Linked DNA regions of Homo sapiens: region 1 is linked to region 2. A link is a loop called in an ENCODE intact Hi-C map of the cell type or tissue named here. Cell type or tissue: IMR-90. All regions are shown on one strand. Links, peaks and the distances in the headings refer to the core of each region. The heading gives the core; the rest is flanking DNA. Region 1 has its middle 21 kb from the start of LINC01031. Region 2 has its middle 90 kb from the start of LINC01031.

Region 1 (5,388 bases), core at 117-5,116, 110 kb before region 2:
AGATGTTTTCTCATGTCTAGTCTCAGATAGTGTTCCTGATAGAAATCTGATGTAAGTGACGTTGAGTCCTTCTTGAGGTACCACATCTGGATGCACACAATAACCATTTGCCCCTCTTTGGTGATGATGCTTCTGATCACTTGGTTCAGCTGTTGTCCAATCTTTCCACTATGTATTTACTATATTTTCCCTGTATATTTAGTAAGCAATTTGTGGGGAGATACTTTTATGACTGTGCAAATATCATGCTTCTCATCCAAATTTTCCTCCTAGATTTAGCATCCACTGACATTTCTTGCCTGAACTAATCTTTCCCATGATGATTACAAAATGATAGTTTTCCAATTCCAACACTGTCTCCACAGTTGGCAATCAGCAGTCTACTGTAAACAAGAGCCTTTCCTAATCTATTTCTATATTAATTTATTCATTATCAGTTTGGTCTCACAGATTCCTATTTTTTCAATGACTTATAATTCATTACTGTTCCATGTTTGGCCTGTGACATTCCCTTCAAGTTGTCTCCTGTATCTACAGGACATTCCCCCAACATATTTTTGAGCACTTTCTTACCTTCTGCCATAAGAAGTCTCACAAGATTTAGCTTTGATAATCTGAATCATGCAATGTCATAAGACTAACATAAAATCTAATATAAAATCTGATAATTTTTTTCACATAAGGAGTCATTATCTAGTCCTCACTAAATTTATTACAGAGCTGCCTACGTGTCACCACCGAAAGGTACACTATCATCTGATAAATCTATTGTTGATACCTTAAGCTTATATCAGTTGACAGAAAAATTGGCTATAAATCATAGAAAAATTTAAAGTATTTTAATAAAACCTTATTTTGGAAATGTTTCAAGTTTTCTTTTGGTGGCCAAGTTTAAATGATATATTGCCCATTTTAAAAAATCTTCATAGAAATATCATTAAATAAAGTTTTGACAGTAGAGTCTCTCTGGGAAAGAATGCTTAACTAGTGGGTCTCAACATAGAAAAGTTTTCACTTTGTTTTTTTTATTTTGTCATATCAGGATACTTTAAACAATGTACTTGAGATTTCTTGAGAACTTTTGCCCTAGATATTTCTTTTTGCATTTCTATAATTCAACATCATACCAATATTTCATGTTAATTGTCAGATTCTTCCATCTGTGTCTGTTTATTTTACGCTGATGCTTTTCTTATCCTAACATGTTTTCCTGTCCACTTTGTCTACAAGAAAGAGAAATCAAAGTTATAGAGATCAGAGACCCTTGTCAGAGGTCTTATTTTAATGGACATATTTCTAGTGCCAAATTATTTGAATGGTATTTGGAGTCAATTCTTCAGTGAAATATATCTTCCCTGTGTGTATTACTCTTTTTAACTTAGTCATAGTACCTTGAATAATTTTCTTTTTCCTTTTTTTTTTTTTTGGAGACAGAGTCTAGCTCTGTTACTCAGGCTGGAGTGCAGTGGCACAATCTCGGCTCACTGCAACCTCCGCCTCCCAGGCTCAAGCAATTCTCCTGCCTCAGCCTCCTGAGTAGCTGGGATTACAGGCATGCACCACCATGCCTGGCTAATTTTTGTACTTTAGTAGAGACTGGGTTTCACCTGTTGGCCAGGCTGGTCTTGAACTCCTGACCTCAGGCAATCACCAGCCTCGGCCTCCCAAAGTGGTAGAATTACAGGCGTGAGCCACTGCGCCCAGCCAGTACCTGGAATAATTTCTAACTGCATCAAGATGAACGAACATGCAATAGTATGCTCTGTTAAAATGCAGTTTGATTCAGTCCCATGAATTCTAGTTTAAAAAATGTAGTTTAAAAAATCAATTCAGGAAATATTTATAGAGTACTTACATGCACTTGGCACTGTGCTGTTTTAGGACATCAAAAAAGTTCATATAATCTTCCTTCCCATTAAAAGCTTAAGTCTTTTGGGTAATATAAGACAATCACAAATGGTAGATATTAATACCTCTGAGATCCACTGGATTAGGTGTTAAAGTAAGGCTACTCCTTTGATAGGGCCATGCCTTAAAATCACTCTCAGAGAGTACTATTTATTTATTGTTGTATAACAAAGTATCCTGAAACTTAGCTGCTTAAAACAACAATTATTGTCTCACAGTTTATGAGGGTCAGAAATCCAGGAGTGACTTAGCTGTGGTTCTGGCCCAGGGCCTCTCTTGTGGTTGCAGTCATCTCATGGCTTAACTGGGGCCAGAGATCCACTTTCAAACACACTCATGTCATTCTGAGCAGGCCTCAGTTATTTCATGCCTGTTGGCTGGAAGCTTCAGTTCATCTGCATGTAGGGCTGCTCACAGCAGGGTAGCTTGCTTTCCCCCGAGTCATGATCCAAAAGGGAAAGAGAGAGTCCCAGCCTTTTTTATTACCAAATCTTGTAAGTAACATATTCTGTTGGTCACACAAACCAATACTGGTAAATGTGGAGGGGACTACACAAATGTGAAACCCAGGAGGTGGGATTTATTGGGAGCCATCTCAGAGGCTAGTTGTCAAACAGAGGCAGGTGAGCTTCACCTAGGATGCACTTCTGGTCATCTAAGGCAGCTGGAGAAGTCAGTTCCTGTGTGTCCGCTGAAAGCCTAACTATCTTATCTGCGGGCAGCTGGGCCATTTACAGTGGTCTGCCTGGGACCTGGGTGCAGGGCTGGGTGAGATGGCCTAAATTTTGAGAATCTTGAGGAGGTGTGGAACACTTGCATTAGCAGGAAGTTGGAAACAATAAGATTTGAACCATCTCTTTGATCTTGCTTCTCTCTAGCTACAAAGCCTTGTTTGTTTTGAGTCAGGGTTTCACTCTGTTGCCCAAGCAGGAGTGCAGTGGTGTGATCTTGGCTCACTGCAACCTCTGCCTCCGGGGTCCAAGCGATTCTCCTGCCTCAGCCTCCTGAGTAGCTGGGACTACAGGTGCTTCCTACCATACCCGGATAATTTTTGTATTTTTAGTAGAGATGGGTTTTGCTATGTTGGCCAGGCTGGTCTCGAACTCCTGGCCTAAAGTGATCTGCCAACCTCGGCCTCCTAAAGTGCTGGGATTACAGGCGCAAGCCACCCTGGCCGGCCTACATAGCCTTTAATAAACCTATTTCATCTCAGCATATTTATTGAACCCTGGTGATTTGTTTACTTAGTGGTGAACAAACAAACGATTTTGACCTTTATAAAATTTTCAATGTGGTAGATGAGATACACCTTAAAGAACTAATTTCACACTCATGTAGTTACAGTTGTGATAATAACAGGTTTGTGTTTTTCTTTGTTTGTTTTAAGTTCATGGAAAGTGTGAGCTCCTCTCCTTCCAGGCAGGGACAAAAGGTTGGTTTGGAGCAGATCTTCAGAGGCCTTATAGTTAAACTACTACAAAATTAATGGACAACAGTTTCCTTGGTTTTAGAATATAATAAGGCCTTTTTTGGTGGAGGAGGGGCATTGCTTGCAAACTGCTGCCTTCTTGATGTGGTAAGTTCAGAGAAGCCAAACATCATTTCATATTACTAGATCTTTAGGTTCTCAGCTATATCTTTCAGCATGTTGAACAATAGTATTTCTGGGAAGATATAAAACTATAGAAATTTGTTTCTGTTCAGGACACATAATTTCTGCTGCAGTCAGTAGGCACATTAAAATAGATTAATCTACAAAAGATAATGATGCTTGGGCAATTAGTATATTTGTTTTGTTTTGCTTCTGAGACAGGGTCTTGCTCTGTTGCCCAGGGTGGAGTGCAGTAGTGTGATCTCAGCTTACCACAGCCTTGACCTCCTGAACTCAAGCAATCCTCCCACCTCAGCCTCTCGAGTAGCTAGAACCACAGGTGCTTACCACCATACCTGGCTAATTTTTTTGAGATGAGTTTTGCCCTGTTGCCTAGACTGGTCTTGAACTCCTGAGCTCAAGCAACCTGCCTGCCTCGGCCTTCCAAAGTGCTGGGATTATAGGCGTGAGCCACCATGCCTGGCCCAATTAGTATATTTAATATTTGATTTGCTTCATATCCTCTAGTTTATTAATATTAAAAACAGTTGAAGTTTTAGTTTTTTTTAGGGCATTTAGTTCACATCGCTTTTAGGTTTATTGGGCACAGTTCTTGCCTGGCTTCTATGATTGTGTCTTTATGGTGTCTTGCCTTCTTTTGATAGCAACACCCTTTTCTTGTAAGTACATAGGAATGTTTCTACATCCTCAAATGAACATGCTTTTCCCATTTTTCTTGAAACACAAGATACTTAGTCTATCATTTCCTCATGTCTGAGAGAAATATATATAAAGAAGTAGTTCACTTTTCTCTTGAAAGGAAAATTAACAGTGAATCTTCAGTGATAATGGCAACTGACATTTGGCTTGGAGTTATGGAGGCAACGGGATAGTAGGGACTGTGGCAAACTGGAGGGTGCATGCCTTGTTTAAGAGAACAAGTGCTGATTGATTTCAGCCCATTGTTGCCATTTTGGAATGTAGGCCCAGCGGTAGAGGATCTTCCAGATTTTCAAGAGAAGCAACAACTCCGGATTTTCATGTGATGTCTTCTGACAGTTAAAGGTCAATCTTAAACAAACAAAAAACACTGTTTGGAACAAAGAAAATATCTGCAAGCTGAATTTGATGTGTAGGCTGCCCCAAATTATAATTGTATATGAGGAAGACAAAAACACGTACCTGAGGTTCCAACATGATGTGGTGGTTTGGGAAATATGGCTGTGTAAGTGAAGGTGAAACAAGTTTGGGATACCACCAAAGTCTGCCCAGATAAAAATCTCTTTATCTGGATTAATAAGAATGAGGCAGCTGCTGTTCACCAATTTTGCCAATCAAGCTGTTTGGAACTAGTTCTGTGTGGTGACTCATGTGAGAAGTGAAGCAGTGGTGGGCTATACAGACTCCAGCTGCTCTTGATTTGGAAGCACATGCATTTTGGACTGATTGAACTCCAGCATACCTGCATCATTGAGGGGGAGACCTCAAGAGGGAGATAGTGGACTTCCTTCTTAATGCTACTTGTGGGCTTTTGGGTAATTGGAAAGAGAGGAAACTATGTTTCTGAATGAGACTGTTGAAGAGGTCATAAAGATTACAAGTGATGTGAAGAGAGAAGGCACAACAGGAGGACTTGACCCAGTCTAGGGTCAGGAAGCCTCCCCATGAAAAGTAGATTTAAGCCGAGATCTGAAAGATAAGTAGTAGTTAACTAGGTAAAGGGCAGGAAAAGAGACCTCCAGGTAGAGAGTGGCACATGAGCTGGCCGTGAAGTGGGAAGAATCATTGAGCATTTGAGGAAAGCGACAATTTGCAGAAAGGCAGGGTGATTCTCATGAAGCTGGAGCCATGTTGTAAAGGACTATCAAGGCTATGTTGATGGTGTTGAA
Region 2 (5,388 bases), core at 265-5,264:
AAAAAGTTATGGAGAAATAAAGCAACAAGTGCTATAGACATTTTATATGTGTATGTAAATGTGTGTGCACGTATAAAGGCTTTTTAGTGGTGAATGATAAAAACAGTAATTTAAATATTTATTCAATTATTTTTCATAAGAATAAAGAAACATGGTAACTAACATTTTAAAACGTCAAATTATAGTTTTAAAAAGTGGTGATATTTTATTCCTGATTATCCATCAGTAGGTAATATTAAGATGAGCAATTAGGTATTATTTTTAAATAAAATAAATATTTTTGTTAATCAAGAATATGTAAATTTTTAACTTGTCACATAATGAGCATCATGGCTAATATCATCTAGACTGTCAATCAATGTCAGTGGCATCAAGTTGCTCATATATCAGGTCAATGGAGATCACTGGCTTTCAAACAATGGTCAGTGGGTTTATGTGGTTGTGGCTCAGACGTCACCAGAAGGGAGCAGTAAGAGGCCAGGTAGGCCTTGGTCTCCTGCCCAGGATTGAATTAGAGCAGTTCCATACTTACCTGCTTTATATATTAGAGTTCTACAAAAATCTTCCTTTTCTGAAAAGTTTTCCTTTACAAAGAAGGTATTTGAAAACTATGTTAAAGATGCATTTCTTATGCTTTTTAAAATATCTATTTCCTCTTTCTTATTAAAATTCATCCATGGGTAAAACTAAAATGAAAATAGAAACAACTACAAAATTAGCACCAAATGTACTACAATAATTCATAATTGCTATAGTTTTAATGACATGTCATTAATGATAGCTTACTAAGGGTTGTAGCAGAGGAAAAATAAATTATAGGTTATGTCTAATTCTTCTACCTGCAACTTCAACTATTTCTTCCAATTTTAGAAAGCAGATAGGAAAGCAAGTGAATGAGAGAGAGGTACTATTCAAAGGATAACCTTGAATCTATTCTAATTTATAAAAGAAAGCAAATCATTTGGATGATTGACATTCTAATTATTACTATAAAAATTATTTCACCACTCCTCATTACTAATGACATCACACTGGTTGAAGATTTTCCAAGCTAAGGAGCTGAGATCAGGAAATCATTGCGTTGACTTTCGAATATAAAATTCCTAATTGCATAGGATACATTCTTTTGAGAACACCTTAGAGTTTTGAGGTGAAACAGTTCTTATTCTATGTTTATTTTTATCTCAACCAAAGAAAGTTTGCATAGCAAAAAAGAAACATCTTTGGAGGATGACTGGTAATTCTGTCTCACAGGATTGGTGTCATAATCCAATCCTTTAGCTCACTGTGAATGGTGCCTGCAAAGGAGCTGGCATTTATCTGCTGGAGTGAAAGGGAGGAGGCATAGCTTGGAGAAACAAGAGTCTGGCCAGTGAAAAAGGTGGGGCCTGATGAATAAATTAATTGAAGTGAAACTAAATGGCTTGTTGGAAGTACCGTAATCCTAAAAGTAGAGTTTTCTGGGAAATCAGTAGAAAAGTGAGATTTATGATGGCAATATAATTAGGAGGATAACAAACCTGTAATGTTGCTAGAACTTAGTAGGCCAAGGCTGTGCATGTTCTCTTCAGGAATAACTCATGGATTCATGAGTGATGTACTTAAACTAAAACAGTCACAGGCTAGATGTACCAGCAAGCTGTGCCAACATTGAGTGTGGGCTAGGTCTGGGAGTATAGTATATGGGACAATGACAGGAGAGGAAGCCCCTTAATAATCTGACCCACTTTCCTTTATTTTAATAGGGGGTTGGTGTGAATGAGCTTGGCAGTGGTGAGTGGAAGTGGAACTTCCACAAAAGTAAACAATTTAGAGATGAAAATGTTCAAGAGGGAAAATGCTTCTAGACCTCCTGTCTTCACAACCAGAATTTCTGAAAACTTCCTGGGTTGTTACTTTCAATGGCACATGCAGAAATCCAAATAATCAATCCAATAAAATTAGACATGGTAATATTCTATCTGTATCTTTAGAAATCAAAACTTTTTTTAAAGGAATATATAAGGGTTGAGAAACTGCAAGCCACTGATACTACTAACAGGGGTTCCAAGACCTCAGCAGAAATTTTCCTTTGAAGTCTGAGGAAAATTGCCTAAGACATGTTTTACCAAGTGTAGGGTGTGCCTCAAAGAGAAGAAAATGCCAAATACTGAACTTGAGAGCATTCATGGACCATGCCAAAAGGGTGAGGCGAGAGGCTTTTTGCTATATTTGAATCAAGAAGAATTATCTCCAATCAGTTAAATCATTGGTTTCTCCTGTAGGAAAGCAATATTATGGTTAAAGAACTGGCTCTGTAGTCAGACACATCTGGGGTTGAATTCTTAATTGGTCCTACAGTTTGTGACCTTGGATAAAGAATTTAACCTTGGTAAATCTCACTTTCCTTATTTCTAAAATGGCATAATAATGATAATTTTCTCAAGGTGAGGGTTAAATAATTGAAAGCTTGCAAAGTTGCTGGTCACTCTTCTTATTTTCATTATTATGAGTAATATGCAATATGATATCTGGATCATTTAAAGTTCCTGAAATGTGAGCAGTCACAAAATACAAATGTGATTCCCATCATTATTTTCAGTGACTTGGGCAGAAGGAGGAAACGTGAGAGATCAGGGGCCCAAGGAGGGCTTTCTCTAAGGATAACCCATTGTCTCTCTTATCAAACTCTCATTAGTCAAATTTTGGAGAAATAAAAATGTCAGCTTGAGTTTAAGACAATTTCGATTATCTGGAAAACTAATGTAGCTAACTGTTGAGAGGTCTATTTGCATGGGTGTGAGGGACTTCTGGGAGAGAAGGAGGAAAGAATGATCCAAGTATGGCTCATCTGACTTACTAGCAATGCTTGTTTGTTTTTTGCTTGTCAGGGTTTGCATTTTACTTTCGAGAGACTGAATATGGAAACAGACAATGGCCAGAGCATATATGACAATAGAATTCTGAGATACATAAGAAGCTCAGAAACTAAACCCCAACTACTTTAGCAACCAGTCCAATAAGCCAAACCACAACCTTTTCAGCAACAAGTCTAGGGACCCAAACCACAACTGTGGCAATAAATGGCCCAGCAGTGTGAGGACTTGGTCAGCGACTGCTAACTTCTCTCTTTTTGCTCCAACTTCCAACTTAGGACCTGCCAGGTCTGTCCCGCAGACCCTGACCGACGGATGAAATAAGTACTCAGACACAGGAATGCAGTGTAAGAGCAGCTATGTGACTGCCTGCCTCTAGTGGCCAGAGAGGAGCCCCAAGAAGCTGGAGCTGCTAGCTTTTATTTAGTGCAGGCACAATATGGAAAACCTGGAGCCATCACAACCTGTACGTAATTAACATTTATTGTTCCCCTTTCAGCGGACATCATGGCGCCGGAAGATCAAAGGTCAGTTGTTGGTCAACATAAGTAAACAAGCTTGTTTAAGATAAATTCCTTGGGAGGCCGAGGCGGGCGGATCACGAGGTCAGGAGATCGAGACCATCCTGGCTAACACGGTGAAACCCCGTCTCTACTAAAAATACAAAAAATTAGCCGGGCGAGGTGGCGGGCGCCTGTAGTCCCAGCTACTCGGGAGGCTGAGGCAGGAGAATGGCGTGAACCCCAGGGGGCGGAGCCTGCAGTGAGCCGGGATTGCGCCACTGCACTCCAGCCTGGGCGACAGCGAGACTCCGTCTCAAAAAAAAAAAAAAAAAAAAAAAGATAAATTCCCCCACACTCCCTTGTACCTACTCCTTGCCCTCTGCCTCAGGGTTATAGTACAGCTGCCTTCAGCTATTCTCCCCTGGGGCTCTGCAGAACCTTCCGACCTTTCAGAAGGTTTACGTCCTTTCCCTATAGTTTTTCCCACCACTCTGACCAATCCGCCACAAGGACCAACCAGAGAAAGACAAATATGCTCTTTAGATCACTCACCTAAGAGGCTCTGTTCCTAGTTAGCCTGCCTCCAATTTCTCCATGGCAAAGACCTCCTTTAATCACAGTGTACCTGACGCCTTCTCTTTTTCCATTACACAATTTTCCCACTCCACTGTCTGCCTTTCAATCTCTGCCAAACTGAAATGGTGTGGGTGGACTCCCTTGCCCACATCAAGGGAGTATCCATAGCGAACTCTGAATAAATATCCCATTTGTTCTCATTAGGGTTGTTTTCACTTATTACCACATTCTCTATCGTGCATGTTTGTTTTCATGAAACAGCAATGTTTAACATTAATGCATTAAGTTACCAGTGAGTGAAACAAATATCTCACAGTGGCACTGTACCCAGAGGATTCTTAGTATATTATTTAAAGAGCAAATCAGATGGGAAATCAATTGGAAAGTGCAAGTGAGGAAAATAATCCTGTACCCTTGGATGTTTGTAAGCCCTACTTTGAGAAGCCCTGACTTCAGGATCACAGGATCTTTTTTAAAACAATTTTAGTGAGGTATAATATATATACCACATAATTCCCCCACTGGAGGTGTATGGCTCAATTATTTGTAGCTAATTTATATGTTGTGCCACGATTATCATAATCCAGTTTTAGAAAATTTCTGTCACCCCAAAAAGTTCTTTCCCGACCATTTGTAGTTATCTCTACTCCCACAGTGAGTAAGCTACCTAGGACATTGCTTGTAAGTACTATGTTATACAGTGCTGCGTACCAACCTTTCTAGAAATACTGAAGGGAGGGGAATGCACTTAAGAGTTGAGATTAACAAACTAGTGTGCAGAAAAGAGTAAGCATAGCAGGCTTCAGACTATTAGCCTTAGAAAGGCCTGCTCACAAAGTTGGCTCTTGGTTGACATCTGGGGACTTGAATTTCAGGAGGATTCTGAACACTCTAACTGCTAAGAGGTACTCATTTTGCCCCTTCTGTTTATATAAAAAATGTGGCTTATGCAGAACACCTGTTTTCCTCCAGGGAATTTGGAAACTTGGTAGGAGCTAGGCAGAGGGTACCTGCATGATCATTCCTTGATAAAAACCTTGGGCAGTGAATATCTAATGAGCTTCCCTGGTAGGTGGCACTTCACAAATGTTGTCACAATTCAGCTTGAAGGAATTAAGTGTGTCCTGTGTGACTTCACTGGAGAAAGACTCTTGGGGGCTTGTACTTGCCTTCTTCGGGATCTTGGCCCAATGTACATTTTCTCTTTGTTGATTTTATTTTCTGTCCTTTTTGCTGCAATGAATCTTGGTTAGGAGTATGACTACATGCTGAGCCCTGTGATCCCATCTAGCAAATGGCTGAACTTCGGGGAGATGTTGAGGACCTCCAACACATTAATCACCTGGGGATTTTTATAAGAAATGGGACCTAATTTAAACCCACAGTCTGGTTGCAGGGACAAGGTTATAAAAGAGACAGGTTATGGTCAGTTTAGGGATTGTCACATCCATAAA

The links. Peaks named below come from ENCODE experiments on the same cell type or tissue, not always from the same donor. Only the 100,000 strongest peaks of a DNase experiment are listed, where the experiment ranks them.
Region 1: a loop joins it to region 2, with 2.0 times the contacts of the local background. A loop is called at or near these places in 2 of 110 quality-filtered maps.

The regions. Positions count from the first base shown.
Region 1 is chr1:193,280,936-193,286,323 of GRCh38, forward strand. No RefSeq gene overlaps it. Among named protein-coding and RNA genes, the nearest start is that of LINC01031, 21 kb to the right of the region's middle. In IMR-90, for the core only: no CTCF peak of the experiment used is centred there; a DNase peak (open chromatin) is centred at 2,216; H3K27ac peaks cover 190 bases.
Region 2 is chr1:193,392,410-193,397,797 of GRCh38, forward strand. No RefSeq gene overlaps it. Among named protein-coding and RNA genes, the nearest start is that of LINC01031, 90 kb to the left of the region's middle. In IMR-90, for the core only: no CTCF peak of the experiment used is centred there; no DNase peak of the experiment used is centred there.